Linked DNA regions of Homo sapiens: region 2 is linked to region 1. Evidence: chromatin loops called from intact Hi-C (ENCODE). Cell type or tissue: mammary epithelial cell. All regions are shown on one strand. Each heading gives the region's core, and the rest is flanking DNA. Links, peaks and the distances in the headings are about the cores only.

Region 1 (15,452 bases), core at 5,267-7,766:
TTACATAGAATAAGAGAGAAAAAAGAGGCAAGAGGATACATTACATTTCTAAGTTAAGTGCAAGCATCCTGGATATTGTAACAGACTGGGAGTTGTATTAGAGTCTATTTGATTCTCAAAGCATTTCGCGGCCTTTCATTAGGCAGCACCCTGCCTTCCACGTCACAGGCTGTCACAGACACTTGTTGAGGATGATGCTGGTGACGTCATCAGTCCTTTTTCAGCAAAGTCTCCTGAAAATAAAGCTCAGATTGGCTGTGCACATCTCTGGACCTAGTCCAGAGTCAAGCACCACTGAGGGCAGGGACCTGCCCAGGGGTGCTGCTGACGTTTGAGATGGAGTGGTTCTTCACAGCACAGAAGTGTTCCATCACTGTGGGACATTTAATATCCCTGCCCTCTTCACTAGATGTTTGCAACACTCCCCAATCATTGCGATAACCGTGACACCATGGTTAACCCTACATTACCAAATACCCTCTAAGAGATTCCGCTTTCTCTTCTTAGTCAGTAACCAGTAGAAGATTGCCCCTTTGGTTCTGAAGATGTTAGCTATGGGAACCTCAAAGGCTTAGGAAACTGCCAACACCTGAGATCTAACTTGATCTAACCTTAACCCACCATCTATTTCTGCCATGACCATGCTACTTTCATCCTTTATAATTGCCAGGCAGAAATAACAAATACTTTGGGATATTGTTGTTCATGACCACTATCCACCCCAGACTTTCCTATCAAATCACATGCAAGTGCTTTAAACCTGCTGCATTAGAATTAAGGCTTTGAGTTATTCACTGAGAAGGAAAAGTTCCAGAAGTTCAGAAACTTAGGAAGCAGTGTGGAGCCCAAGAGACCCAGAGAGCAGCAGTTCTTCTTTAGAGCACATGCAGCTTCTGAGATTCTTCTTCTGGCTGTGCATGTTGAGGAAAAGATGATCCCTTGGCTTCTGCAATCGCCTTTGCACTTGCTCCTTCCTCTGAAGAGCTCACCAGGAAGTCTCTCTGGGCGCCTTCTCCGCACTCCAGACTTCCCACACTCAGCAGCACCTCCACCCTGACCCTGCCTCCTTCCAACTAAGTCGTTTCACTTCCTGTTGTCTGGGGCAGTCAACACATGTAAACTTTCAGAGCTGAGTTTTATTTTTTTTGAGGGAAAATATTTTAAGGAATTTTTAGGGGGATTTCAGTAGAAGACCCAGGGATTCCCAGCACTGTTCTGCTATGCTAAGAATATTAAGTTGTAGTACCCTAAATATTTGCAAAGTCACATTGTCCTTTCCCTTGTTTCTGAAAAGAACAAAACCGTGCAGCCAATAGCTGATCATTCCATTTTCAAGTTCACCTAGGTCAGAAAACCACTGTGGGCAGTTGCTTCAAGGCAGCTTATAACTGCTTCCATGGAAGTCATTGTTTATTTTTATTTTTTAATTAATTAATTAATTAATTAATTAATTTGAGACGGAGTCTCACTCTGTCGCCCAGGCTGGACAGCAGTGGCATCCTCTTGGCTCATTGCAACCTCCGCCTCCCAGGTTCCAGCAATTCTCCTGCCTCAGCCTTCCGAGTACCTGGGACTACAGGTGTGCACCACCACACCTGGCTAATTTTTGTATTTTTTGGTAGAGACGGGCTTTCACCATATTGGCCAGGCTGGTCTCGAACTCCTGACCTTGTGATCCACCCGCCTCAGCCTCCCAAAGTACTGGGATTACAGGCATGAGCTACCACGCTTGGCTGCAATTGTTTATTAAGAGCAGTTACTTGGCCTTTGGGAATATCAATATTTATACTACCAAAAAACAAAATGCAAAGAATTCATGAAGGTCTCTAGAAATTTGAAAAAAGTAGTGTAATGGTGAAGAAGAGAACAGTCATTGGTGTTCTGGATTAAAGTCCTAGCTCTACCCACCTAATGCAGTGGACAAATTACTTGACCTCTCTTATCCTCAGGAGTCTCAGCTATATAGTAGGAATAATAATATTACTTATGACAGGGGGTTTTGGAAAGGATTATGTAAAATAAAATAAGTGAAGAATTGAGCTAATTCCTGGCATATAGTAGTCACTTAACATATTGTAATTATGATGATGGTTTTTCCTACAGAAAGAATGGACACTTGAGAAAATAAAGGTTTTGTTGGGGAGGGGAAGAAGGAAGGGAGGAAAGATGAGCCTAAAGAAGTAAAAACATTTTTTCCAATTACAAATTTATTAACCCCTAAAATAATGTTATAGTTTCAGAGAAAATTAGAAGCATAGAAAAAAAAAAGCAAGATTGTGGTGACATATATGTAATTAACTGAACAAGCAGGAAGAATTCAAAAGCATTTGAATTGAGATCCTAGAATTCATAGCTGGTCTCCCTGCCCACCAAGAAGGCATGTTAATCTGGATTCTTTAGAGATAATAGAAATGTCTTAAATTCCTTTGGGTGCAGTAAAATGGCCCTAGCTTGCACTAGCCCCATTGAAAGGTAGAGATTAAATTGAAGATAACCAAGCACCTGTCATTCTTCCCACTGCCTTCTGGATCACTACAAAGAAATAAGGATTTGTCTTTTCAAAGAGCAGGAGAGCAGTAGCTCATGAGGCAGTGTTGATTGACGGTTCATGCTCGAAGAAAGGTATGAGTGCTGCACTCAATTTTAACTTAAAAAAAAATCTGAGACTTGTATTTCCTGTTAGAAAGCTCTGCAGAGGGGTGTGTCCAAGGATTCTGGAGAATTAATGACAGACATATGGGTAGCTTCTTAGCGACACAGGAGGAGATGAGATGCACGTATGCCGTGTGTTAGGGGGGTAATGGGTGCTTGGATTGAAACTCGTCTGCTGTTTGCTGAGCCCCACTCCTCCTTCAGAGTCGCTTTCAGGCCTCCATTTCTCCATGAAGCACTTTTAACACTGATCCACACTAAAAATAATGACAATAGCATATTAGTAACAATAGTAATTACCATTTATTCAATGCCTACCAGTTGCTAGGCACTATGCTAGGAGTTTAACATATAATATCTATTTCTTAACAATAATCCGATCCTAAAAACAATCCAACAAGCTTTATGCGTATTACCTCTGATTTTTATAACGAGTAAGATAAGTTTTATTATCCTTGCTTCACAGATGAGGAAATAGGCTTAGAGAGGTTGTAGTGTGCCCAAGTCCTCACAGCCTGTTGCAGACACAGCTGGCATTGGACACTTTCCTGAGGGCAAGGGTCTGGATGTGCACATCTTTTGTAGCCCTCATAGCACAGCCCTCAGTCCCTCTTGTTCTGCAAAAGGTCCTCAGCATATGTTATATGATTATGTGATTCTGTCAAAGGTGTTCAAATGAGAGTGACTCCATCTTGAATAGGGGCTGGGTAAAATAAGGCTGAGACCTACTGGGCTGCATTCCCAAGTGGTTAGGCATTAGGCATTCTTAGTCACAGAATGGGATAGGAGGTCGGCACAAGATACAGGTCACGAAGACCTTGCTGATTAAGCAGGATGTGGTAAGGAAGCTGGCCAAAATCTGCCAAAACCAAGATGGCAATGAAAGTGACCTCTGCTCATCTTCACTGCTCATTATACGCTGATTATAATACATTAGCATGCTAAAAGACACTCCCACCAGTGCCATGAAGTTTACAAATGACATGGCAACATCAGGAAGTTACCCTATTTGGTCTAAAAGGGAGAGGAACCCTCAGTTTCAAGAATTGCCCACCTCTTTCCCGGAAAACTCATGAATAATCCACACTTTGTTGCATATAATCAAGAAATAACTATAAGTATACTCAGTGGAGCAGCCCGTGCTGCTACTCTGCCTATGGAGTAGCCATTCTTTATTCCTTTACTTTTCTAATAAACTTGCTTTCACTTTGTGGAAATGCCCCGAATTCTTTCTTGCCCAAGGTCCAAGAGTCCTCTCTTGGGGTCTAAATTAGGATCCCTTTCTGGTAACACTTCAAATAAATATTTGCCATCTACATTTAGGGGTGGTACTATGGTGTGTGTACATCCTGGGGCTGGTATACAGGGAACCTGGATGTGGTCTCTGAGAGAGCTCGAGGCACCGGCATCCACTAGCCACGTGCTGCCAGCAGCTGGGCTGCCTGCCTCTCGCCATACTCATCCACATCCCAGAAAATGCCAGGATTTAGAGCCGGAGCTGACCACTCACACCATCTGGACCATCCCCATCTATAAATCTACACATATAGGGTCTTTTTTGAGTGAGACTCAGAGAGCGTGAGTCAACCAAGTTCATATAGCTAAAAGTGGCAGGGTTGGGACATGAATGCAGGTCACCTCCTAAACCTTCATCCCACCCTTTTCCATGATACAACAGCAAGGCAGGGCATGAGGGAATGTCAGAGCAGAAGATGGCCCTGGCTGAGCTGTCCATGGTGGCGGTCTTTCAGGGAACCCGCCCCGAAAATCACATAGGTTCTTTTCTGTTTTCCTAAGCATCTGCTGGCTTGAGAAATAAAGGGACAAAGTACAAAAGAGAGAAATTTTAAAGCTGGGCATCCACGGGGGACATCACACGTTGGTAGGATCCGTGATGCCACAAAACCAGCCAGTTTTTATTAGGGAAGTTTTTATTAGGGATTTTCAAAAGGGGAGGGAGTGTGCAAATAGGTGTGGGTGACAGACATCAAGTACTTAACAGGGTAATAGAATATCACAAGGCAAGTGGAGGCAGGGGGAGATCACAGGACCATAAGACTGAGGTGAAATTAAAATTGCTAATGAAGTTTCGGGCACCATTGTCATTGATAACATCTTATCAGGAGACAGGGTTTTGAGATCAACTGTTCTGACCAAAATTTATTAGGCGGGAATTTCCTCTTCCTAATAAGCCTGGGAGCGCTATGGGAGACTGGAGTCTATTTCACCTCTGCAGACTTGACATTAAGAGACAGGTACGCCCTGGGGGGGCCAGTTCAGAGACCTACCCCTAGGTGTGCATTCTCTTTCTCAGGGATGTTCCATGCTGAGAAAGAGAATTCAGTGATATTTCTCTCATTTGCTTTTGAAAGAAGAGAAATATGGCTCTGTTCTGCCCGGCTCACCGGTGGTCAGAGTTTAAGGTTATCTCTCTTATTCCCTGAACATTGCTGTTATCCTGTTCTTTTTTCAAGGTGCTCAGATTTCATATTGCACAAACACACATGCTGTACAATTTGTGCAGTTAATGCAATTATTACAGGGTCCTGAGGTGATACACATCCTCCTCGGCTGACAAGATTAAGAGATTAAAGTAAAGACAGGCATAGGAAATCACAGGGGTATTGACTGGGGAAGTGATAAGTCTCCATGAAATCTTTACAATTTATGTTTAGAGATTGCAGTAAAGACAGGCATAAGAAATTACAAAAGTATTAATTTGGGGAACTAATAAATGTCCATAAAATCTTCACAATCCATGTTCTTCTGTCATGGCTTCAGCTGGTCCCTCCATTTGGGGTCCCTGACTTCCCGCAACAGCGGTCAGTCTGGCCATTGGGCTGGGGTGGAGTGACATAGATCACATGCCTGTCAGTCATGCCCCACCCGGCACCACTATGCAACAGCCCCAGATGCACATGCAGGACAGGCAGGGGACCAGCCTGTGGAGAACATTTTGTCTGCCTAGAGTTAAGCCTTGTCAGTGATTGACAATGTGGACCAAGGGAGAAGGTCTATTTTCTGAAAGTTTCATTCTGCATGCTCCCTTAAAAACCCATTGTAATGTTCATCCAAGCAAGCTACACGTTTGTGGCAGATTTCTCTTGATTATATTTGGCTTATTTTGCTTATTTCAGATTTTATCTGTTATACCTGTCTAAACATTCCAGAATAAACCACAGGTATGCAAATCTTGGTTAACTATTTAAAAATAGGGATACTTGCAGTTGAAAATACTTTTATTTTACAAAGTGAGTTTTTTTTTAACAATCTGTACCAAGTTTCACAGATTCACTGTTTTTTTCTTTCCTGGAGGAAATTACCCTACACAATAAAACTATATTCCCCTCGTGTTGCCCCTTTCTTCAAAGTAGGTCAGCAAACCCTCGAGCATATGTTATGTGGAAGGAAGGCTCTGTGGCAGATAACAGCTATGGACACTCATCTCTGTCCTCAAGGGGTTTACACTTCATTTGCAGAAAAACAACAACAGCTGGCAGGTATTGAATACCTCTTGTGTGCCAGGCACTATTCCAGGCACTTTGCATAGGCTATCACATTGACTCCTCCTAACATGCTTAGTGAGGTGGTACTAGTGGGTGAGAAACTGAGAGGCTCAGGGAGGTTTTGTGTTTTGCCCAAGATCACAACTACTGTGAGTGGTAGAGCTGGTCTGTGTACCTGGCAGTCTGACTCCATGCACACCTACCTATTAAGTGCTACAGCCAGCAGGTGCCACCACTTAACAGTTGCTGCTGTATATGGATTGGTTCCCCAACAAGGGTGCAGATGCCTGGTAGATTCACAACATCTTACCTCTTTTGAATGCCCAACAGCCCCAGGAGCGCTGTGCTCCCAGTTCAGGTTGACTAAATGTTCTTTGACTGATTGCACAGGAGAGGGGAGATACGTTGTCTTGCGGTGCCCTGAGAATTGAGATGGACCTTATAAGGAATAAACTCTCTCAACAGTGAGGATGAAATCAAGCCCAGGAACATTTCCTAGGACAGGCCTTGGCAAGCCTTAGCGAGGACCTAATCATCCAATGCTGCCAAGAAGCAATAGTTTAGACGTCGTTATGTCCCACGTTCTCAAACAAGTTTACCTGTTGCACTGGAGAGTCGACTTTCAGTTCAGGGATCAGGAGCCTCCACATGTGGGTCCTTGCTTAGGAACCCTGCGGCAGCATTGAGGGGAGAGAAGCTCGGAGCCCCTCCTGCCCTCAAGTGCTCAAAGTGGAGCTCTGAGCTGTAATAAGGCCTTGGTCCTGGCACCAGACAAAATGTATGTGTGTATGTATATTTATGTGTCTATCTAGCCTTTATTCATTTATATATTTAAATTTTACATTTTGATGATGAAGCCATAGGCCTCACTCTACTTGTCTAGGAGCTGTGTTCTGAGTTCCACCTGCAGCTAACCCCGTGTAGATATTATGCCGCTCAGGGCTGAGGCTGGGGAAAGGCAGGAATCAAAATAGAGGGGCCAAGTCCAGTGGAGGCTGGATCCATCCTGGAATATGTCATCTGTGACATTTAAAGCCACCAAAGGCATTTTCCAGCAACCTTTAACATCCTGGGCAGAGGGGTCTGGAAAAAAGTTGTGTTCCCTCCTTTAACCTCCCTTTCCACCTGGTGCTTCCTTTTCCAAGAATAAAAGGGCGCTACCTGTGTGAGTTGGCCAGGCCACTCTGCAGCCAAAGAATCTGGGGGCTGGCTCAGTGCCAGGCAGCACCACACCCAGGTCTGCTATCCTGCACATTTATCTGCAGAGGCCCTGCACGCTGCTGGGGAGGAGAGGTGGGCTTTCTTGGCTGACTCATGCCGAGGAAGTGAAAAGCCCAGACACATTTGGTTCATCAATTCCTCCCAGGTCTCAGCCTGTGCTTACTAACCCAGGCAGTGTGTACTGACACTGAGAAACTGGGTGTCTCTGGGAGTCAGTGATCTCAGATCTGTGGGTGACATATAGGACTTGATGATTTGATCTTCATTTCAAGTACCAACTGCTTTTTTATCTTCTTTTACTTTGTTCTTCTTTAACTCATTAGGGAATTTTTCAGTAGGATTAAGTAAAATAGATTCCTCAAATTTGTTTCCAAGTTCAGATCCAACCAGGATTTTTCAACATCCTCTTGGTTCCCTGCCACATACAATAAATACTATGGTCAAATATTATTACATCATGACAGCAATGTCTAAGGTGAGGCTTGTAGAAACAGCATTGAAAGGAGTCCTGGATATCCTGGTCCTGATTCTGGAGATGGGGAGGCATTCATTCCAGGATTGGACCTTCTACCCTTAAGGCAGGCCCAGCTCCAGGCTTCTCCTGCCTGAATACTACACACAGTTCCTAAGCCAGGAGCCCTATGTTGGCTCAAGAACCTGGAACTTAAAGCAGACTCCTCCAGTGCTAGAGACAAATGGGAGGTAGCAATGCCCGAACAATTGACCCTTGACAGCTTTGGATGGACAGAGAAGGTCTTCAACAAAGTCATTCTTTCTCATCTCAGTGGTCTTTGAAGAACTCCTTCCAGCTGAGCTACTGTGGAGTTAACTCAGCATGGCTGAGCATTTATCGGAACCTACTAAGTGCTGTGAGGTACCAGGCCCTGCAAAAGTAAGGATAAATGTGCCCAGTTCCTGTCCTGCGTGGACTCAAAGGGCGAGCAGGCCTTGGGTTGATGATTTAGCCCAGGACAATGATCAGAACACACTGTGGGCCTAAATGATTCACCAGAGTCTGCTTTTCTCAGGGATGTAGTCTTGACGGAATCCTAAAGAAGTTCCTTTATCTCTAGCATTTTCTCTTGTTTTCTGTCATTTCCTACCTACTGTGGGGTTTAAAGGGGCTGATGAGGGAGGGAAGCAAATACACAGTGTGTTGAATGAGCAGGTTGGTTACCTTGTGGACAACTGTGCTTGTCCTCCTGGGACCTGGGAAGGATGGTGTAGAACTTTCCTGGCACCATCCCACTTGCAGGCGAGGAATCCGGGGGACGTGTCTACCAGTTCCATCCGCCACTGGCAGAGAGCATTCACTCCCCAGAAAGCCTGGCCTGACCTGCCTGTGGCCCCAGCACATTCCTGAGGACAAAGAAATCCAGAGAAATTGCTGAGGCAGAGAGTCACAGAAGGCGCAGGCCTGCGGAAGGGTGAGGCCAGTGGACCTGGGCAAGGCATTGGCAGACGGTGTCATGCTCCCAGGCCTGGTGGAGCTGCCTGCAGCACAGAGACCAGCCCTCCTGAGGATGAGGGGAAACAGCAGGCAGCGTGGGAATGGCAGCATTAATACCCCACCCAGGGCAGAGGAACGTGGACCCAGCGATGTCAGCCTCTCCTCCCCACACCAGCGGGAGAAAGTGGGAGCACAGGCAGAGGTGTTGTTTCAGGCAGCTCTCCTAACAGAACTTTCCTTATGAAAATATGTAAGCACTCAGGGAAATAGGTTTGAATTAACTTTACATACACACAGTGAGGTTTCCTCAGTCCATACATGGCCTCAGCACAGGCTCAGAGCATCACCTGTACAATTCCTGCACTGACCGACACAGGTTTAGCTGGTAGCAGGGACAGGTGCTGGGTGGGAAGCTCTCAGTTCCTGCTTTTCACCCCCATCTAAGTGTTCTCTGAGACCAGGGATTGATCCTGGCTCACCTGGAGTGTGCTCCACAGTCTGAGGATTTGGGAGGGTTTCTGTGTTCATGCCTACCTGGCAGGCAGAGGTTTCTGTGACCTAAAAGCTGTCTGTGGGAGCCTGTCTGGCTCTTGTGAGCCTGCTTCCTGGGAGCAGCCCCAGCCTCCCTGTGTGTCTCATGCCCCCTGGACTCAACAGGGGCTTGGAAGATCCTGAGGCTGCATCAGGGTCCTTGGCCAAAATTCACACTGGAAGTTACTCTGCCTGACTCCTAGGTGCCAAGGAGTCTATTAATACTTATGAGCTGTTCATTAGCATTGGGAGAAATCAGCCCAAACTCTGGCGGGAAGGGAGGGTGTGTGTTTGTCTAAATAGTTTGGCGCTTGGTCAGCCGCCCTCCTGTTTGTGAAATCTGTGAGGCCCCTCACCACAGCCTGGGGCTGGAAGCAGGCCTCCAGTCGAGCTGGCAGCAACCCCAGCCCCCTAGGTTCTGGCCACAGCGAAGAGAACATTCAGGTTCGAGCCCCCTTCATCCTCAGGCCGGGAGGAGATTGAAGTCTCTGACATGTCTTTTCAACTCCTTCCATTTAATTGTTAATTAGGAGAGAGCAGAGGGAAGAAGGAAAGGTAAATGTTTCCCTTCTTGACAAAGCAATCACTCTGCGGCTGGGCCACAGTTCCCTGACCAGTGAGGAGCCCAGGTGAGTCCTCATCGGCTCAGAAATGGTGAGCAGTTCTTTCCAGCCCTGACCTCCCGAGCCCAGGAAGCCTTCTTGCTTTTCCTCTTTAGGTGAACATAGCCCTTTTGGGTTGAGAAAAGAGCAGGAGATGGCCAGGCACAAAAAGTTATTCTCTAAAGATCTTGCCTAGGAAGAGAGAAATCAAAGCTAAACCCAGGCTCTGTATCAGATCAGGGACCAACTCTCATCTCAGCTGTCGACGCTGCTGTGGTTCCAGGCCTCTTGGATGAACTGGTTGGGCTGCCTGAGCAGTTTATTTCTAAAGGGTATAGGAGCCTCTGGGATAGAACTCATTACAGGGGGAGAGCGAGGCATAGTGGGCCTCGCCAACAGTGAAGCGTCAGGTGTCGGAGGCAAGCTGCGATTCTGACTTCAGTGTGGTTGCATCTGTTCTCCATCTGGTCCCTTGGAGACCTCATCTGGGTCACAGGAGAGAAAGGGTGGCCAGTAAAATATATATACACACATATATATATATGATAAAATATTCTTTAAAAATCTCAGCTTCATCCTGTCACCCACCAACTGTGTGACTGTGGGCAGGTTACCTCTCCTCTCTACGCCTCAGCCTCCTCATCATTAAATGGTGATGCCCGCAGTGCCTGAGAGGGCTGCTCTGAAGTCATTGGAGTTCGTGTTTGTAAACTGCTTAGAATGCTGTAAATGCTAAGTGTTATATAAACAAAACGCAAAGCACCTGTAAGACAGGGCACAAGAAGCTCTAGTTTGGGACTGTCTGACAGTGCCCAAGGAGGAGAGCGAAGCAGGCCTCACGCCTCTCCGCAGACCCCGAGAGGCTCCAGCACATCAGAGAGCAGCACCAGCTCAGCTCCTGCAGCACCCAGGGGTTCCTCTGCTGGCAGGGAATGCTTTGGGGATGCAGAGACAGCTGGGGCTGGAGTGTGCATTGGAGAAAGGCCTGTGTGGGTGGGTAAGAGGCAGCTGCAGGTGGGCCGCTACTGTGAATGTAGCCTCGTCCACACCTGCTGGCTCTGAGGCCCAAGGGGCTGGGTCACAGATAGAAGCCCCTGCACAGCTCCATTCAGAGTCAAAGTCCGTTTCCCTGTAGCCCCTAGGTAGCTCAGAGAAAGGTGAGGGTGGTCTCCTGGGAGGGGCCTGAAGCGCAGCAGTTCTCCCCATCTCACCTGTTATTCTGTTAAGTTTAGTAGCTGAGTCCACTTAGGCTACTATAACAAAGTGCCACAAGCTGGGTGGTTTGTCAACAACAGAAATTTATTCCTCACAGTTCTGGAGGCTGAGAAATCCAAGATCGAGGCACTGGCAGATTTGGTGTCTGCTGAGGGCCCACTTTCTGGTTCATAAATGGCACCTCGCTGTGTCCTCACAGAGTGGGAGGGGCACGTGAGCTCCCGGGCCCGTTTCCTAAGGGCCCTCATGACCTAATTACCTCCCCAGAGGCCCCACCTCCTAACACCATCACCTTGGTGGTTAGAATTTCACCATAAGAATTTGGGACGGACACAAATATTCAGACCATAGCATTTAATAAAACTCCTCCGTTCTTTTGTGTTTCACTTCTATGGGGCTGGGCTTCTTCCATGTTCATAAATACAAATCCCAATCCTTATGGACTGTGCTCACAGGAAACCTTATTTTGAATCCTTTGGCTCACTTGTGAGGGTAGCTGTTACAACTGACAAGTGGAGTCCATGAAAAGTCAACACCAAAAGGTGGGCTCTTTGAAAAGCAGCTGGAAAAGAAAGTGGAAGAGGAATGGGAGGCCAGGCTGCATTTGAAAGGAAGGGTGTTAATTAGGAACCCCTCATTTTAAAGAGGGGCTAGACCCCTTGCTCAAGGCTTAATAAGAGGCTTCAGAACTCGTCCTGCTGGCTCCCCCCAGCCTTCACCCCAGCTCCCCTCTGTAATATAAGCAGAGAGCTAGGGAAAGAAGGAGAAAGAGGGCAAGTGTTAGTCAATGTGGTGTTCACAAGGGGAGGTGACTTCCTCCCCAAAGCTAGGTGGAGACTTGGATGTGCTCTGAGACTGGGGGTGCCCTCGGAGTAGAGCAGAACATGGTGACCCTGGGAAAGCTCTTGAAGAACCTGGCTTGTGTGCTGGGAGTTTGGAGGCACCCATGAACGTTGAGGCCAAAACCTGGAGATTTCTGAAGGCAGAAGGCCTGTGGAAGTGGCCTGGGTGGAGGAACGAGGTTACTGTCCATCAGTTGCTTGGCAGTAAGCTAATTGGCCAAGTGAGGCAATGCCCTGCCCAGAGAGGAAGTTAAAGGCACAAGCCACAATGCTGGTCAAAGGGAGATATGGCTGCCCTGAAGGGGGACTCAGAACAGGGGTATGGCTGGATACAGCTTCCAAAAAACCTTGCCCATCATTTATGATAAGATCAGTGTACCATCAAAATTTCCAGGATCATATAGACCCTGACCGAGCCAGGGTGACACTAGAAACATCCCACACAGACAGGTGGCTGGCCATGTTAGATGGTCCCTGTCCCCCTCCAACCTAAAGGCACTTAACCCATGAAAGGGAAAGTGAAGAATAAGAGGACTGACCACACACTCGACCTCCCTCAAATCCCTTGCTGAGGGCTGACTTTCCCAAGGAGAGGTAAGAAATGAGATTTAAATTGGATCCGAGGTTGGCATTTTGAACCAGACTGGGCTGGACAATGAATAAATGTGATTGTTAGATTATGGAATATACTTAAGACAGTCATTACAGGATGGGCAAAGTGGTGACTGGAGAAAGAAAAAACCTTATCATACTTGTTTCCCACCTACTTGAGACTCCTCAAGCCATTTTTGCAGCCATTAATTCTAGAAACGTTAATAATATATCTTCCTTTTGAAACACAAAATTTGGAGAAACTTAAAAATGGAGCAAGAGTGGTTGCCTTGTTTGGAGCAAAGATCTGAAAACTCTGAAACATTCTTCAAGCTTGGGGAGCTGCTTCCGAAGATTTGTTGATGCATGGTTTATTCGTTTTCTAACGCTGCTGTAACAAATTACCACACAGTGGCTGAAAACAACACAACTCTATCATCTTATAGCTCTATAGGTTAGAAGTCCAACATAGGACTCACTAAGCTAAAATCAAGATCTTAGGCCTTTCTGGAGGCCATAGAGGTGAATCTGTTTCCTTGCCATTTTCAGGTTCTAGAAGTAGCCAACATTCCCACATTCCTTGGTCCGTGGCCATTCTTCCATCTTCAAAATCAGCAATGGAAGGTTGAGACCTTCTCCCTGCACCACTCTGACTTCTCTTCTGCCTTCCTCTTCCACTTTTAAGGACACTTGTGATTACATTGGGCCCACCCAGATAATCCAGGATAATCTTTAGATCAAGTCGGTTGGCAACCTCAATTTCACCTGCAAGTGTAATTCCCCTTTTCCATGCAACCTAACATATTTGCAGGTTCTGGAGATTAGGACATGGACAACTTCGGAGAGCCATTATTCTCCTACCACATGTGGCTTGCATATTATTGAATTCAACTTAATTTAACACAAATGCACGCGATCCTCACAATAAACCAGCCAAGATTCAATCACAAGCCATCACCTTGCCTCACAGGAGTAGGGAGAAGCCCAGCTTACTGTGAACCATGAAAGAGAGGAGCCAAAAGGCTACTGGACATTGATCATGTCCGCAGGGCCAAATGAAAGCTGTTCAATCCCACTTATGCCCCGAGCAGGAGAGCCCGCAGGACACATGCCCCGCACTCACCTGCAGCGAGGATCTGAACTCCTGAGCTGCTGCCTGCCTCCACCCACATGCTCCGCTGATACCAGCACTTACCCTTTCCACTGATAAACATCTTATCAGCACGGCAGGTATCTGGCTTTCAAAATCCTAAATGACTATGACCAGTTTGAGGTGCTACAAGATGCTGCTGACTTAGGGAACAAGAAAGGTGGAGTGCCCTCTCATTAGGTTCCTGAGTGGTAAAGAGAGCTGGAGCCACCCTCCCTCCCATCTTCAGGGAGGCCCAGGGTGGGAGAGTGTGCTGGAGACTAGGACTCAGTGCTCTTAGCTGCGCCTCCTGGGATGGGAGATGCAGGCGGGGATCCTGGTAACTCTTCTGTATTTTGTCAGACTGATGTCTCATCCTCACAGCTCCTGGCTCAGGGAGCACTGACAGTTGCTATCTGGACTCCAGATATGGAAATGGGATTCTAGCCATCATTCCCTGCCATGCTGGCCCAGCCGTACTGGGCCTTATGAGTGTCCTGGAGTGTTGAGGAGGTATGAAGAGCAGAGCCCCTGTGGAGTGTCACCTCCTCACACCTTGCTGGGCCCTCTGGGGTCCAGGGAGTTCTCACCTCCATTAGGGCACCCTAGCAGGTTAGCTTGGCCCTGGGGTAGGGGCAGGGGCAGGGGCAGGGATTTGGTCCGGCATGACCCCTGGTCGTTGGAATGCTTCCCCAGAGCACTCCCTCCCTCGGTCCTGTCATTGGGGCACTTTGAGGACAGCAAACTCACTGTTAGGCCACTCTCAGCGATGGGCTCCTGGGCAGCTGAGACATCAGTGAGGGATTCCTTCCCCACTGCAGCACAGCCACCCCGCCCAGCTGTTTTATACAAAAGCTCTCATTCTGTTTAAGAAGGCTCACCAGCCTGCTGGCAAGGGTGAGACGGACTGTTAAGCCAGAACCTCAAGCTGTTGGGACTTGTTTACCCTTCTGAAGAGTGAGATGGGTCCGTTGTGCCCTAGAATCACAATACCACCTTGATTCAGAGAATGAGATGGGTCTACCCTTTCCTAGAAACACAATATGAGGCCTTGGCATCACCCTTCCCTGAGAACATTCATTCATTTAAGATGGGATCATCTTCCCCCTAAGAACTGACTGAAGACCTTCCTTCCAAAGCACAAAAATCCACAAATCCACTCTAAGCACATTTTTTATAATGAGCACTATGACTTTCATAATGGAAAAAAAAATCATCTGTATTTTTAAATGTTTGAATGGCAAGGCCATGTAGATTGCAGCCAGATGAGATCACATTCCCAATTAAAATAATCAGTTTCCAGTGTTCAGACACTTTGGTGGAGCTGTAGCCTGACAATAATTTTGCCATGGTTGTTTTAGGGATGAGTACACAGGGAAGTTTCCTACCTCAGAAAGAACCCTGGACTAAGTCGGAAGACCTGGCTGTCAACTCCAGCTCTTTCTCTTTGCCGATGTGACCTTGAGCCTTGGTTTCTCCCTCTGTCAGGTGGGGAGAGGGATGTAGCCCCACCTACCTGCCGCCTAGGGTGTTGTGAAATTCTGATGAAATAAGGCCAGTGAAAGAGTGTCATCATCAGGTGGCCCTGGAGAGGAAAAGTGGCTGAGAATCCCCTGCAATGCTGGTGATTCTATTAGGCAACAGTAGCAGAGCATGTACCTGCCCATCACTCCCGCTGCCCTCAAGCACAGCTTCCAAGGGACACCATCAGCC
Region 2 (15,452 bases), core at 6,156-8,655, 120 kb after region 1:
GTGATGCCATAGTTACTTGAAAGAGGATGCTATTTTGGGGGAAGAATAGAAGTTCAGAATAGCTGGAGGGTATGTGGCACAGAGTGATGGGAGATGACACAAGCAAAAATGTGAAGGACCTTTGAAATTTTTGTATTGGGGGCCTGACACGGTGGCCCACACCTGTAACCACAGCACTTTGGGAGGCCAAGGTGGGCGGATCACAAGGTCAAGAGATCGAGACCATCCTGGCCAACATGGTGAAACCCCGTCTCTACTAAAAATACAAAAAAATTAGCTGGGCGTGGTGGCGCATGCCTGTAGTCCCAGCTATTCGAGAGGCTGAGGCAGGAGAATCACTTGAACCCGGGAGGCGGAGGTTGCAGTGAGCCAAGATTGGGCCACTGGACTCCAGCCTGGTAACAGAGTGAGACTCCATCTCAAAAAAAAAAAGTATTGGAAGAAAATGGAAAAAAATTAAAATTACCAATACCCCTCATCATTTCTTAAATCTTATATGAAGTAAGTCACAGTAGAAATCCCCTCTCTGCCCATGGAAAACCATTCGACCAAGGAAACCACTGCTAACAGTTTGATAGATATCCTTTCTTCTTCTTACACTTATGCAGGCATATTTAAATCACGTTTTAGAAACAAAAAGTTAAGTATCCTATACCTATTGATCTGCAGCTTAATTTTTTTCAGTTAGTATCATATTTTCACAGGTCAGTTTATACAAAACTATTTTGTTACTTTTAACAGGCAACAAGGAACCAGTAAAGGACTTTAAGTTTGGGAACAAGTGGATCAAATATGTTTTTTATGGAGCCTGGATGGGAGAAAAGAGGACCGAGGCAGAGAGTCCACTTAGGGAAGGCCATGGTGAGAACTCTATTGAAAAGGCCATAGGGATGAGATTTGAGATTTCTGAGGTAGAATCATCAGGATTGTGACAGGTGATGGATTGGCTATGAGAATGGCTTGGTGAAAGTTCTTTTGTTGTATGTAACAGAAGCCACTCAAGGCAAGAAACATTTCGAAGCCAGGATTCAAAGGCAGGAACGAAATCGGGCCTGAGGATGGCCTGGAACCCAGAACTAGAAAGCTATCAGGAGTCAAGATCACTGTCTACTATTTCTAGGGTGTAGATCTCTCATTTCAACTTCTCTCTGAAGGTCCACCTCATTGTCCTCTGTGTGACTACTTCCCCATGCACTGATGCTTCTCCCAGCTGCAGAGCAAGTGCTAACTTAGATCAGTCCAACCCAGAACAACAAAACCGGAATCTGGGGGGATGCCTGGCCATCGTGTGTGTGTACATGTATGTGTGTGTGTGTGTATGGTGTGTATCGAGGACTAAGCTCTGATTTTTTTTTTTTTACCATGCCTGGCCACTGCACGTGCGCACGTGTGTGTGTGTGTGTGGTGTGTTGAGGACTAAATTCTAATTTTTTTTTTTATCTTGCCCAAATTCCTATCTAAGGAGTCTGGGGAGTCATGCCCTACAAATTATAAATTCTCATCGATGAGTTTTATTTAACCCTATATATGGTGACTTACTTTCCAACCTGACTCTGGCTTACTTTCCAACCTGATTCTGGCATAACATTAAGAGACAAAGTAGAAAATCAAAATATTTTACCCCAAAACGTGTTTCTTTGCCATATTTTGAAATGGCCCTGCAAAGCTGTTCTTTGTGGGGGAAAATTTGCATCTGTAAAGAAACTTTATTAACATAGCTAGGTCTTTTTCTTCCTGACCTAAAGAGATTAACTAAGATCTGAATAGGAAACGTTTGACATCTATCGTCTCTAAGGGCAGCCACTATAAGACTTTGAAAGAATTTTGGTCTCCACAATCTGTATCTTAACCTGAACATTCCCTTTCTATGAATCCCAGGTCTTTAGACACAGGTCTTTAGACAAACTCAACCAATTGTCAACCGGAAAATGTTTAAATTCACCTGTAGCCTGGAAGCCCCCCCTTCCCCCCCATCCCTCTCCCCACCTTTGAGTTGTCCCGCCTTTCTGGACCGACCCAATGTATTTAAATGTATTTGATTGATGTCTCATGGTTCTCTAAAATGTATAAAACCAAGCTGTGCCAGGACCACCTTGGGCACAGGTTCTCAGGACCTCCTGAGGGCTGTGTCACGGGCCATGGTCACTCATATTTGGCTCATAATAAATCTCTAAATATTTTAGAGTTTGACTCTTTTCATAGACAGTGTTTTCAGAATTCCTGGGCAATTTCAACATAGAGCGAAGGTGAAGAATCTCCAGTTTGGCACGGCTCAGGGTCTTGGAGGCGCCATTTCCACGTTTGCAGGAGAGAGGATGTGATTGGCCCAGCCTGGGTCAGGTGTCCACGCTGGTCCAATCAACTGTGGCTGTAGACAGGGGCACCGGGACAGGATGGGAATAAGCAGGGGTTTTTTTTAGCTCAGCCTCTCCTGCTAAGGAGTGGAAAGGAAGGGAGGAGTGGCCCGGACAACATCAAGGTTCTGTAGTTCCACATGGCACAGGCAAATCAGGTTTCGTGTTTACCTCTTGCTCCTTCTTCCCAGGACAAAGCCCTGGCCTTAGTGGAAAATGAGTACTTTATATCACTGGCACGGGTCCCATTACTCCCTCCCTGCCCGAAAGGACAAAGGGAGTGGCCTCGTCCCTGGGCTGCAGTCCCCAGGCTTCCCTCCTCCACCAGGAGCCCGAGCTGCCTGAAGGTGCCTCTCTCAGAGCCATTTAACCAAGTCCCTCGGCAAAGAGCATGTCTGCTGGGAAGTGGAAGCAAACAGCTGTGAAATGATAGGCTGGAATCAACTTCTTTTTTGTCATCAGAATGAGTGACGGGGGAGTGAACTGTGGCTTCATATTTCCACCCAGATTTGGGGGAGGAAGGGAGGCAAGAAATTGCTGACCGGAGGAATTTGAATGCTAGAGAAGCTGGCCATTTGCTGTGTCTTCCCTCATATTTACTTCAACTGTTGTTAGGCAGTTCCTCCCACTCGCCTAAGACCCGTCTTCCTAAATGGAGAATTCCTCACACCCGGCCTCAACGGGAGGTGAAACCTGGGCTGCATTTGAAGGGACTTAGCCTAACCGCAAGAGATTCATGTTTCCTGTGCCTCCAACTCAAAGTCAGATTGCTATGGGGGCGTGGATCTTAACATAACTATCCAAACCCAAGAACAGCCCGAGGGTGGGTTGGAAGAGGCCTCTTTGTCTTCCTGTCTGCCAGGTCTTATCTTCTCTTTTCATATCCTGGTCTTGATCACCGCTTCCACAGTGTTTTTATACTTGGCCCACTTGGCAATTTATGCATGTGTTTTTGAGTGAATATTTTTCAGTTTTGTTTTTATTTCTCTGGAAAAGCTAAGAGGGTTATATTGCTGTGCCAAGACAGAGGACTTACTCTAGATTCAGAAGACCCAGATCTCAAGTCCCAGATCTTCCAATTGCTAGTTTTGTACCTTAGGCAAATGACTTCGGTCCCCCCACCCCCATTCTCCTGTGGCTGTGTTTATACTTCTCTTATTATAGCTATCCTATGTCTGTGTTTCCTAGGAAATTTTGAACATCTTAATATAAATTTTTATTTATCTTGGTAACAAACGCAGTGCCTAGTACATTGCCTGATACATAGATATACAAAAAAAAAAAAAAAAACAAAATGTAAATTCTCACAGTCTATGAAATTGGGACAATTACACCAAATTGTAAATATTGAATAAGACAATTCATGTGATTTATAAACTATAAAAAATACTATGTTTAAAAGTTGTAACAATGTCACTATAAAATTTTGCAGAGTTTTTTTTTTTAATGGTTCTCTTATTCTTACTGCATATTTGAAAAGTTTAGGGTAAGGAGTTTGTGAGGAAAACCTAGGATTTCTTATTTGCAAGAAATTATTTTATTAATTACATGACTTACTCTGTTTCTGGCATAAGCCTCTGTTCTCACTTACGGTGTTTTTTCATTTAACTAGTTACATTGTCTAATGGTTAATATTTGTGGTGTAAAGGATGATAGCTCTAAATGAGGGTTTGTCAACCTTTGCACTGTTGACATTTTGGGCCAGATAATTCTTTGTTGATGGGGAGGGGCCTGTCCTGTTGAGCAGCATCCCTTGCACCCCACCCACTAGATGCCAGTAGCCCTTCCCCCTAGTTGTAACAACCAACAGTATCTCCAGACATTATCAAATGTCCCCTGGAAGGGGGTGCAAAATCACCCCTTCTTCACTGTTGAGCACCATTGCTCTGAAGTTATGACTTATGCTTTTTTCTCTTGCATCTTCTGTTATTAACTTTCTCAATATTTTAAATGTATGTCTCTTAAGTGCTGCAAAATCAGACCACTCTGAAGTCCACTCAAAGCATTTTTCACTCACTTGGGTCTGAAGACAGGCATGTCCTTCAATGCATCTGATTACTCAGAGAAGATTTCCCTAGCTTGCCAGAGAAATTCCCTCTTTCTCCCTCATTCTTCCTCTATACACAAGGTTGGCACAGATCAATCCTAAAATTCCATTCACCATGACTTCCAAAAGCAAGTAGGCTTCTTGCTTTTAAAGCCTGTGATGTCCTACCTTCTCAGAGTTCCCTAGGTGAACACATAATCAAGGCCCCACTGTCAGCCTCCCTGCACTAGAGGGACCCTTGATTTACTGCATATGTACATTTGGGTGTGGTCACTTTATGTTATCATAAAGACAAGTCTCTCCTAAGTGAACAGACACCCATCTTTTCTTGCACAAGTGTACTTTTTTTCTTAGCCTCCCTCCCTTTCTCTGTGTTTGGTGTCTTTATGGACTTGTGCCAATTTACAGGAAGTGACTTAATTTTTCCACCCCATGGACGGCTGGAGCCAGTGTTACAGTCCTCTTGCTGCAGACAAGATGCCTACTTTCCTCCCAGCTTCCTGTTTACCTCACTTCAAGGAGCACCGAGGCCCAAGATTTTGTCTGAAATTCATTTTCTCCAAGATGCAAAAGCTGTTATTAATAACCTCCATTTGTTTGCCTACGACCTTGTTAAGCACGAATGTACCAAGTACAAATGGTACCCACTCCTCTGAGCACTTGGTACTCACTTAACAAATCCCTGTCTCCCTGATAGAAAGGATGCTGTGTCATCAGAAAATTGCCCTACATACTATGCACACAGCTCCCATTCCTTCTTAAGGAACCTCATTCCTGTGGACAAGAAAGAAGGGGGCTTGCTGTCCTCTGACTGCTTATGCACATATTGAATGCCCAGGGTCCGACACATAACAACACTTTTTTCTCCTCAGCTTTTACTTTAGGCTCAGGGTGTATGTGCAGCTTTGTTACATGGGAAAATTGCATGTCACTGGGGTTTGGAGTACAAATGATTTCATCACCCAGGTAGTGAGCATGGTACTTGACAGCTAGTTTTTTAACCCTCACCATCTTCCTACCCTTCTCCCTCAATTAGTCCCCAGTGTCTATGGTTCCCATCTTTATGTCCATGTGTACTTAATGTTTAGCTCCCACTTATAAGTGAGAACATGCAGTTTTTGGTTTTCTGATCCTGCACAATGGCCTCCGGCTGCATCCGTGTTCCTGCAAAGGACATGATTTTGGTTTTCTTATGGCTGCATAGTATTCCATGGTATGTATGTACCACATTTTCTTTATCCAATTCACTGTTGGGCACCAAGGTTGATTCCATATCTTTGTTATTGTGATTAGTGCTATAACGAACATATGGGCACATGTGTATTTTTAGTAGAATGATTTCTGTTCCTTTGGATATATACCCAGTAATGGGATTGCTAGGTCGAATGGTAGTTCTAAGTTCTTTGAGAAATCCCCACACTGCTTTCCACAGTAGTTGAACCTGTTTACATTCCTTCCAGCAGTGTATAAGCATTCCCTTTTCTCCACAACCTCTCCAGCGTCTGTGATTTTTTTTTACTTTTTAATAGCCATTCTGACCAGTGTGAGATGGTATCTCATTGTGATTTTGGTTTGCATTTCTGTAATGATTAGTAATGTTCAGCAGTTTTTATATGCTTGTTGGCCACCTGTATGTCTTCTTTTGAGAAGTGTTCCATGTCCTTTGCCCATTTTTTAATGGGGTTGTTTGTTTGTTTGCTACATAACATTTCTACAGTTGCTTTTGGCAAGAGTGATGGCTCAAGACTGCTATCTTTACAAAGTAGCTACATTTTAAATTAACATTCTGAAGATGAGCTGACATCTAAAAAGACAGGAGAATAGTTTAATAGGAACCCATCTGATAAGGAAATTTGGATGGGCTGTTTAATGGATCCACCATGCTTCAGAATAATTCCCTTCACATTGACAACCACCATCACCACCACCCCTTTGAACTCCTACTTAGTGCTTGATGTACATTATCTCATTTAAATCTCACAACAATCCTGATGAGGTTTTACTGGAAGTAAGTATTATTACTTCCATCTTATAGATGAGGAAACTAAAACTCAGAGATGTTGTGTGAACTTGACCAAGGTCACACAGTTGTTAAGTAGCAAATTTAGGATTTGATCCAAAGCACAACAAAGTGAGATGCTGGACATTAGCAACCAGAACAGAGATTTCTCTGAAACTCTGAAGAGGAATAAAGAGCTTCCTGTCTAATCCCAGCAACTATCACATTAAGAAAAAAATCTTAAAAACATCTCTTGGGGTAATATGAAAAATACAAGATTAGGAATCATAAGATCTGGGTCTTAATCCCTACTTTACTACTTTCAAGCTGAATGATCAGGGACAATTTATTGATTACCGCTGAGCATCGGTTTTCTCATCTCACATGGAAATTACAGGGCTATTGTGAGTAATTATGTTTTAACTGTTAATCTCTACAAAAATGTAGTTCGACCACAGGCATTTCCAAAGAGTCTCATCACCCAGATCCTGGGAAGAACCTGGCTTCTCTACTCAAGTCAAGTTGGACAGCCATTGCTGAGGCTGTCCAAAGACAATGTTCTCTTTCTCATAACATCAGCGATGACACAGGGAAAGCGAGCATGTCAGGCCATGGGGCTGCTTCTCTAATAGGCTGGCCATGTTTGGAACATAGGTCTGGGCCTCTTTTGGCCAGTAACCACAAGGACAGGACGAACAGACGCAAGGGCATGCCTCCAAGTGGCTGGCCAGCACCCGGGGGCTTTGGAACACTGTGGTTAACCTCAGGGCCTGGCAGGAGGGAAAAGTCCTAGCTCCCAAGTTAGTCGCTTCCACAAAAGTAAACCAAAATGAGTCATATGAAGATGGAGAAACCACCAGAGACAGCTTTCCATGTAAGGATCACAGTAAAGAATAAAAGCCAGCAATGGGAGAACTCTAAGCCCTTGGATGGCTGATGTTTCCTTCTTAGTCAGTATGTGAGATGTGTGGCCAGACACGAGCATGGGTATGTGTGTGTGTGCAGTGAGGGAAATCTGTGTGTATTCTTCTGCCTCCTCTGTGGCTGGTTTGCCAGCTGCTGCTCAACATCATTCAAGTGGATTGGAAACTTATACAGTAGTATTATTAGAGGGTGACCCTGGTTCTTTTTGATATTACAAAATTGCCCTTTAAAAAGCTTTTCTTGCTTTGACTCTGAGAGGGGGCATGGAGTGGGGTCCATATATTCTACCTGTGCACATATGCATGTAAATATGAGTGGATAAGCAAGGACAGCCAGAGCTCTTGAAAGTAAATGTCTCAGTAGACGGGTTGGAAGACAAAATTGAGGAAATAGTCCCAAATGTAATGAAGAAAGGATGGAAATTATGAGGGAAAAGTTGAAAGAAATGTAGGATCATTTCACAAAGTCCAACATCCATCTAGCAGGATTCCAGAAAAAAAAAAGTGAAGATGAGGGGAAACATTATCAAAGGAAAGACAAGAATTTCAGACTGGAAGGACCCACCGAATATTGAGCAAAAAGAGTAAAAAGGGACCCATATACACTGTGATAAAATTTAGAAATATAAAAATAATATTCTCAGTGATTTCAGAAAGTAGATACTCTAGAAAAATAAGAATTAGCCCAAGCTTTGCCTTCTTGTCAGTAATTTTGGATGCCAGAAGAGTAACCTAGTGAAGCAATCGATGCCTTTGTAGTACCAAGGGAATTTGATTTTCCATTTAGAATCATCAATCCCAGTCAAACCATTCAAATGTCAGAGCAAATAGTTTTTCAGAACCACACTACTTGATCCTTCAGTAAATAATATGTATACAGTTATATTATAAAAATTCATTATTGATTTTTGTTCTTCAGAATTAACCTATAGACAAAATAAAAACTCAACTGTTTATCCCCCTATTCTGAAAGATTACCTGTGTGCACACTCCAGTAAGATAAAAGAGGAATCTAAGAAAAAGAAATTCATAGGATCCAAGAAACATTAGAAATAATTTAAGGATGTAATTAAAATTTTAGAAAAATACGATGGTAACTGTGGTACATACCTAGAAGATGATGAGACAAAATTAGGTCATTCAAAATGGTATGCTTAAGAATCTGGATGATCTTCATGATATGGTAAAGAGGATGTATGTGTCTATTGTCAATTACTTTAAAAACGAAAAGCAAATAGGAGCCCCAGAATAAAACAAAAATCAGAATTAGAAGCAACCTAAATTAGGACATAGTTTGGAAAAACTGATTAGGGTAGGAAAAGAGAATTCATTTTCTTTTGCATTGCCTAGGATTATTTATTTCTTACTTCATTCTTCAGTAAATAATTTTTATATATTCACAGGATTGACATTGGGGAAGAAACTGTATATTGGTTTTCAATATTTAGAATCAAATTTTAAACAAAGCAGGGAAGACTTAACTATGGTTTCAGAGTAGAATATAATTATTACAAACCCAGTAAATACAAAAGAGAATCCAGGAAAGGCAGAAGTTAGAAGGTGAAGGAAGTAGGAAGGGTGGAGGGGAAAATGGGGTAATGAGTTCCTCATTTTTCTTGTAAGGAATCAAGTGGAATACAGTCTAAAATTATGAAGATGGAAAGACACAGAGGCAGTGGAGGATAACACACACCCTCATGTGGCAGGAGTCAATAAATACTGTTGAAAGTTGATAAATCAAAAAAGAGAGGTATAAGCATATTACTCAGTATTTTGTGGCAACCACCTAACGAACTGAAACCAGAACTGGTTAAAGTGGATTGCCGTTGGGAGTGGGAGGGAGTGAGGACAAGGAGAAGGAGACTTTGCATAGTGTTTTGTCCTATTTGAGTGTAACTTCCATCACATGTGGGCATTACTTTTAAAATAAAACTGGGAAGAAGAATAAGATTACCAAGCGTTGACATTGGGGAAGAAACAGAAGCTTTTATACCCTGTTTGCAAGAGTGAAAACTGAATTGGTCCAAGCTTTTTTTAAAAAAAGTCATGAAATGCTGAGAAAACTTGAAGTTATGTGTGTGCCTTTAGGAGTTCTATTTTAAGTAAGACATGGAAGTTTTAATACACTTATGCTGCAAACTGGGAAGTGCTAGGGAACCCACATCCTCCCCATCAGCCTGGCTGGAGCCATCTGGGACAAGCATCTATTTGTTACAGAAATTTTATACAGCAGGAGCTTGAGAGTGACTCTGTCACTTACCTCATGAATGCACAAACTCCTGAGAAGAGGAGCCGGAGGGAACGGCAGTGGCCTTTCCTGAAGAAATGAGGGATGCTTTTCTCTCACAACTTCATGGCAGGCCACAATTTTGTCTTACACCATATTGTCACAGGAAGAAATGCTGCCTGCGGAGACTCAAGAACAGGACACAGACCAAACAGGAAAATCCCAATGAGACCATGGATCCCTGGAGGGGATCCTCTTTTGCAACCCTCAAAGGCAAAGCACTTTGCAGGCAGTAGGCATTTATATTAGTGTGCTAGGGCTGCCATAACAGAATAGCATACACTGGGGGTGCTTACACAACAAATATTTATTTTCGTACAGTCCTGGAGGCTCAAGTTTGAGATTAAGGTGCACCAGGATTGGTTTCTGGTAAGGCCTCTCTTCCTGGCTTGCAGACAGCCACCTTCTTGGTGTGTCATCACATGACTTTTTCTCTGTGTATACAAAGAGAGAGAGAGATCTCTAGTGTCTCTTTTTATAAGGACACCAGTCCTATCAGCTTAGGATCCAATCCTTATGACCTCATTTAACCTTGATTACCTTCTTGAAGGTGTTATCTCCAAATACAGTCATATTGGTAGTTAGGGCTTCAACATATGAATTTGGAGGTGACACGATTCAGTCCATAACAGTATGGAATAAGCACCTATGGTTATTGAATAATGAATGCTCTGACTGCTTTCCTGGATACATGGGGGCCCTAATTTTTATGCTACATAATGGATGCTGTAAGGAGAAAGAAACTATCCTTCTTGTTCACACCCATCTTTTCCCTCCTCAAGGTGGATGTCATTGCTAATATGATTGCACTGCTAAGGTCATCAAGAGGGCAGTTTTTACAGTGTCCCTATGAGATGGCAGGGACTTGCTCACCCATCACTCAGCAAACATCCACATGTCCATGACCAGCTACTGCCCCCCTCACACCTGGCCCCACATTGGGACCTGGCTCATTCTATCTTCATCACTACCAGCTATGGTCTGAATTTTTGTGTCCCCTTCCTCCACAGATTAATATGTTGAATCCTAATTACCAACTCGATAGTATTAGGAGATGGGACCTTTGAGAAGTGATTAGGTTATAAGGATGGAGCCCTCATGGACCGGATTAATGGAAAGAGAAGAAAAGAAAAGAAAAAAGAAAAGAAAAGAAAAGGAAAGAAAGGGGTCCAGAGAGCTGCCTTGCCCTTCTACTATGTGAGGACACAGCAAGAAGGCATCATCTATGATCCAGGAAGTGGGCCCTCACCAGACACCAAATCTGCTGGTGCTTTGATCTTGAACTTACCAGTCTTCAGAACTGTGAGCAACAAATTTCTGTTGTTTAAAAGCCACCCAGTTTAAGGTATGTTTGTTATAGTCGCCCAAACAGACCAAAATGCTCTCTCTTTCTAACCAAGGGGTAATGAGAGGCTGAGATCTGTATTCATTTTTAGGGGTAAATAATGGGGGCTCCACTTCAGTTTATAGCCTTAATTGTATGCTCTCTGGAGGAGGAGAAAATGGGGATGGGCAGAGATGTAGAATAGATATTGTACACACCCCACAAAAAAATAGCAGCCTTTGTTTTCCATTTGCTGTCTTCTCTCTGTCCTACCATCTGTCCTCAGAGAGAAGAGGCCTCACAGGCAAGAAGAACACGAGAACACAGATGCTCCCAGGGTCCCTGGAAAAATGCCATCAAAATCTAGTGTACATCTGTAACAAAGACAGTTTATTGTTCCAAGAGGCTGCATGTTTCACCTAATAAAGAGTCATATAAACATAAGGAAGCTCTGGCCTCAAGCTACAAATGCATTTGCTCACTGAGTGCCTGACTGGAGGACAGACTGTGCTTCCTGAACAAACCAGAACCATATAAAAACAATCCTCCCTGAGTACACAGGACCCAAAGTGATTTCTCAGGATGCTCATTTCCTTTCACAAGTAGTCCCAGGTAGTATGTCATGTCCAGAGCAGTCCTGGTACTCTCCTAGAACACCACAGCTCAACATCCTTTCGGTTCACTGTCCAGAGGCCTAGCATGCTCATTTCCTCTCTAAACCCCTTGACTCTCAGAAATGTCCCTAACACATTTACAGTTTACAAAGTATTTTCACATGTCATTTAATTCTTGCAAGTACTCTGTGAGATGACAGAGACTCAATCATTCATTTATTCAGCAAGCACTAATCAAGGGCTAGGTACCATGCCAGACCCTGGGGAGACAGAACAAGCTAAGATGTGCTGCCCACACTTGAGGAGCTCACAGAACACCAAGGGAAACAGGCAATGCCCCGGCCTAGCTGCCATGGCAGGAGGGCACCACAACTTAAGAGAGCACAGAGGGAGTCCATTCTGGCTCAGGAGAACCAGGGAGGTTTCCTGAGGAATATGGTCTCATTCCTGATGGGAGTCAGAGCTGAGCAGGCAAAGAAGGGGACCAAAGGAATGCCAGGCAAGCAGGAGGGCATTCAAGTTATAAAAGAGAAAGCGTGGCCCAAGTGTGGTGCTTTGAGCAGCTGAGTATGGCTTGAAGTAGAGTGTGAAGTGTGGGAGGGGAGGTGGACAGGAGATAAATCCAGAGAGGAACTCGGGGCCAGATCACAGGTGAGTATATTTCAGGACATGGTAAGGAAATTTGGATTTTTACCCTAGGGAAATAAATAGGTAATTGCTAAGGGTTTTAAGTAAGGCAGGTACATGAATGAGCTGTGCAGTTTAGAAAGAGTAATCAGAATGGGTAGGTGCAGTGGCTCACACCTGTAATCCCAGGACTTTGGGAGGCCAAGGCGGGCTGATCACTTGAGTTCAGGAGTTCAAGACCAGCCTGGCCAATATGGTGAAATCTCGTCTCTACTAGAAATACAAAAATTAGCCAGGCGTGGTAGCACACACCTGTAATCCCAGCTACTCAGGAGGCTGAGGCAGGATAATCACTTGAACCTGGAAGGAGGAGGTTGCAGTGAGCCAAGATTACATCACTGCACTCCAGCCTGGGGGATAGAGCGAGACTCCATCTCAAAAAAAAAAAAAAAGAGTAATCAGCCAGTGCAGATGCTGGACTGAGGGAATAAGCCAGGAAGATCCTGAGTGGTCCAGGAGAGAGAAGAGATTTTCATTCAGAGCAGTGGGAATGGGGATGGGGAGTAGGGATGGTTCAGGATATATTTAAGAGGACATACAGGACTTGTGACTGGATGACTGTGAATGGTGTAGGGGAAGCTGGGGCAAACATCCAGATTTCTGTTTGGGCCCATGAGTAGATGATGGTGCCATTCACCTAAGTAGGATGAGGAAGAGGAACAGGTTTGGGAAGAAAGTGAACGATTGATTGGGCATGCTGAGTTCTAGGGACATATAAATCCCAAACAGAGATGTTTGGGGAAGTTTGGGTTCAGGGCTCGGCAACTCAAGGGAGAGGTCTGGCTTGGTGATATGGATTTAGGGGACTCTGGCATAGTAGCTGTAGATGGTGTCACAGAAGTATGTGAGGTCTCCCAAAGGGAGGATGCAGAAGCCTGATGTCATTAGACAGATGAAGGGACTGAGGCTGCCTGAAGATCTCATAGCTGGTCCATGGCAGAGCTGGGCTGGAGCCAGGTCTTCTGACTCCAAGCCCAGTGCCCTATCTGCCACACAAAAGTCTAGCCAAGGACTCCTGGATATGAGCCTGGGCTGTACCTGGAAGCCAGCAGGTTTTACCTCTGTTGTTTCCTTGTTTTATCTAATAGGAAGTAGCCCTTGAGCAGTGGCCAAGAAGCCCTTCATCATGTTGCTCTTGGTAGGCTACAAGGGTGAGTGGAGGAATAGTCTAAATACCTACTGGGGAGATACCCTTGGGTGAGACAAGGCAGAAAATGCTCACACTTGCCACCATGTTCACCCTGTCATTCAATCCTTACATCTGCTCTTCCTGGGTCACTCACCTTCCTGCTTACTTCCCTAGACTCTGCTCACATCAGGTTCTTTGCTTCACCTCCCCTCTCCATCAAAATCTTCTTGTTTTAGTCCCATCCCACCTCCACTCTATAGTTCTCTGCTAGACTATGAGATAAAGCAAGTCCTGCTAAGATGGGTACTAATCAGTTAATGAGAAATCCATCCCATGGTACCCACTCCTTTTAACCAGAATTCTTGGAGACATGTAAGTAGCATTGCTAAAGGCAATAATTTGAAGCAATTTGGCCAATTATTGAGGAAAGGATAGGCATATAGGCAGGAGAGGAAGTAAGAGAGAAAGTTGGGGCCCGATCACCATCGGTATGTTTCATATTACATTAACATGTTTGGAGTTGAGTTCATTCAACATGGTGATGCAGTGGCCTGCTGGTTAAGGCCCTCCTTGTCATGACAGTTGACATTCTATTTCAACACCTGTAAACAATAGGTGTGCCCTTCTGTACACACACACCGTAAGCATCTCTTGTCTCCTCATCTGCAATACAACAGAACAGAGACAGGGTGATTTTTCAAATCAAGGCCACAGGTCCCAAATGTTTTTCTCAAATTCTGTTAGTGATCTCATTGGTAGAACCAGTGCCAGGCCGGGCTAGAAATCCAATCAGAAACAATGTTTACTAAGGGCTGAATTAAGAAGGAATCTCTTGGGTGAGGGAGGGTTTTTCTCCCTTGGCAAAATATGATTTGCTGTTTTCAAGTTAATGAAAAGAAGGGGGAAAACAAAAAATAACAACTGAAAGATCTTTTAAAGGAAGTACAAACTTGGACAGACCAAGGAACACTTATGAAACAGCCTGCCCTGCTGTCTGGTTCCAGCCTTGCAAGACTTAAGCCACAGTGACCCCAGGGTCACGGAAAGAAGCAGCCCGCTGGGGTTAGGGTTTGAGGAGGAGGAATGCTGTCCAGCACATGTGGGGCAGGGCGGCAGGTTTATCTCAAGGGCTCAAGATTCTACAGTAAGCCCCAGGGTATGTTGACTGCCTGTCTGGGTAGACATCGGGCCACCCAGTCCTCTAATGTGACTCTGGATGATGGGTTGGCCGCAGATGGTGAGGCGAGCCCAGCTGGCCTTACAGCTACAGACAGGAAATGCCAGAGCCCTGGGGATTGGGCATCATGGAGTTCATTAAATCACATGCCTTCCAGCTGTAAGGTTGTCCAGTCTCACTCCCATCAGTTGATGTCTGAATTCCCTCAGCAACATTCTTACCAAGTGGTCATTAAGCCAGTACTTGAATAGCCCCCATGACAGAAACTTTTATCCTTCAAGAAAGTCAGTTTTGTCTTTGGATAGTTCTGGCTGGAGGGGTAGGAGTTACTAAATCCCTCCATTACTTCAACTGCCTGGTGGGGGATGGTTCTCTGCACTCACACAGAAGACATTTCTGCCCATCCCAAGTGGCAGGAGTTGGTCTGAACACCTGGGTCTGCCAGAAGGCACATCATTCTAGTCACCCTACATCTCCAAGCATAGGTGACAGGGGCATTTTGAACTGCATGTCACAGGAAGAGGTCTGCTTTGTTTACCTCTGAATCTTCAGCAGCTGCCCCATGATTGACACTAGAAAAACTAGATAAATATTTCCAAAAAATGAATTTATGAACAAGCCTAAGGCTTTGCCATTTATCTCATCAAGAAAGAGAATTTGGATTTACAAAAGTCAAATGTGATTTTAAAGGGCATTCAACACTCAACAAAGTCATTCTAACCACTCCTCCCTTAACCCAGTGCACGCCACCTAGGGTAAGTACCAAATTTTGTGCTGTGCTTTTGCAATGGGTCTCTACTTGAAGAGATATACTATTTCCTTTATCATATTGTAAATTCCTCCAGGAAGTTTCACCAGAAAGTTATTCTGACTTATTGTATAACTTCCAAAGTTATACAGTGCAGGGCAGA

What was found. A loop is a pair of places that touch in the nucleus more often than their neighbours do. Peaks named below come from ENCODE experiments on the same cell type or tissue, not always from the same donor. Only the 100,000 strongest peaks of a DNase experiment are listed, where the experiment ranks them.
Region 2: a loop joins it to region 1, with 6 times the contacts of the local background. A loop is called at or near these places in 3 of 110 quality-filtered maps.

Annotation. Positions count from the first base shown.
Region 1 is chr1:94,614,163-94,629,614 of GRCh38, forward strand. SLC44A3-AS1 (SLC44A3 antisense RNA 1) reads right to left here. Exons shown (of 6, transcript NR_160780.1): 5 at 8,557-10,447; 6 at 2,190-2,909. All of the region lies in intron 1 of LOC105378861 (a long non-coding RNA gene), which reads left to right. Among named protein-coding and RNA genes, the nearest start is that of MIR12133, 78 kb to the left of the region's middle. RefSeq lists an enhancer at 10,966-11,473. In mammary epithelial cell, for the core only: a CTCF peak has its summit at 6,389 (motif pointing right); DNase peaks (open chromatin) are centred at 6,629 and 7,449; H3K27ac peaks cover 2,363 bases.
Region 2 is chr1:94,732,686-94,748,137 of GRCh38, forward strand. The region is part of intron 1 of SLC44A3-AS1 (SLC44A3 antisense RNA 1); the gene reads right to left. It overlaps MIR378G (microRNA 378g), which reads right to left and starts at 13,215; the gene lies at 13,175-13,215. RefSeq lists an enhancer at 1,522-2,464. In mammary epithelial cell, for the core only: no CTCF peak of the experiment used is centred there; a DNase peak (open chromatin) is centred at 7,116; H3K27ac peaks cover 1,356 bases.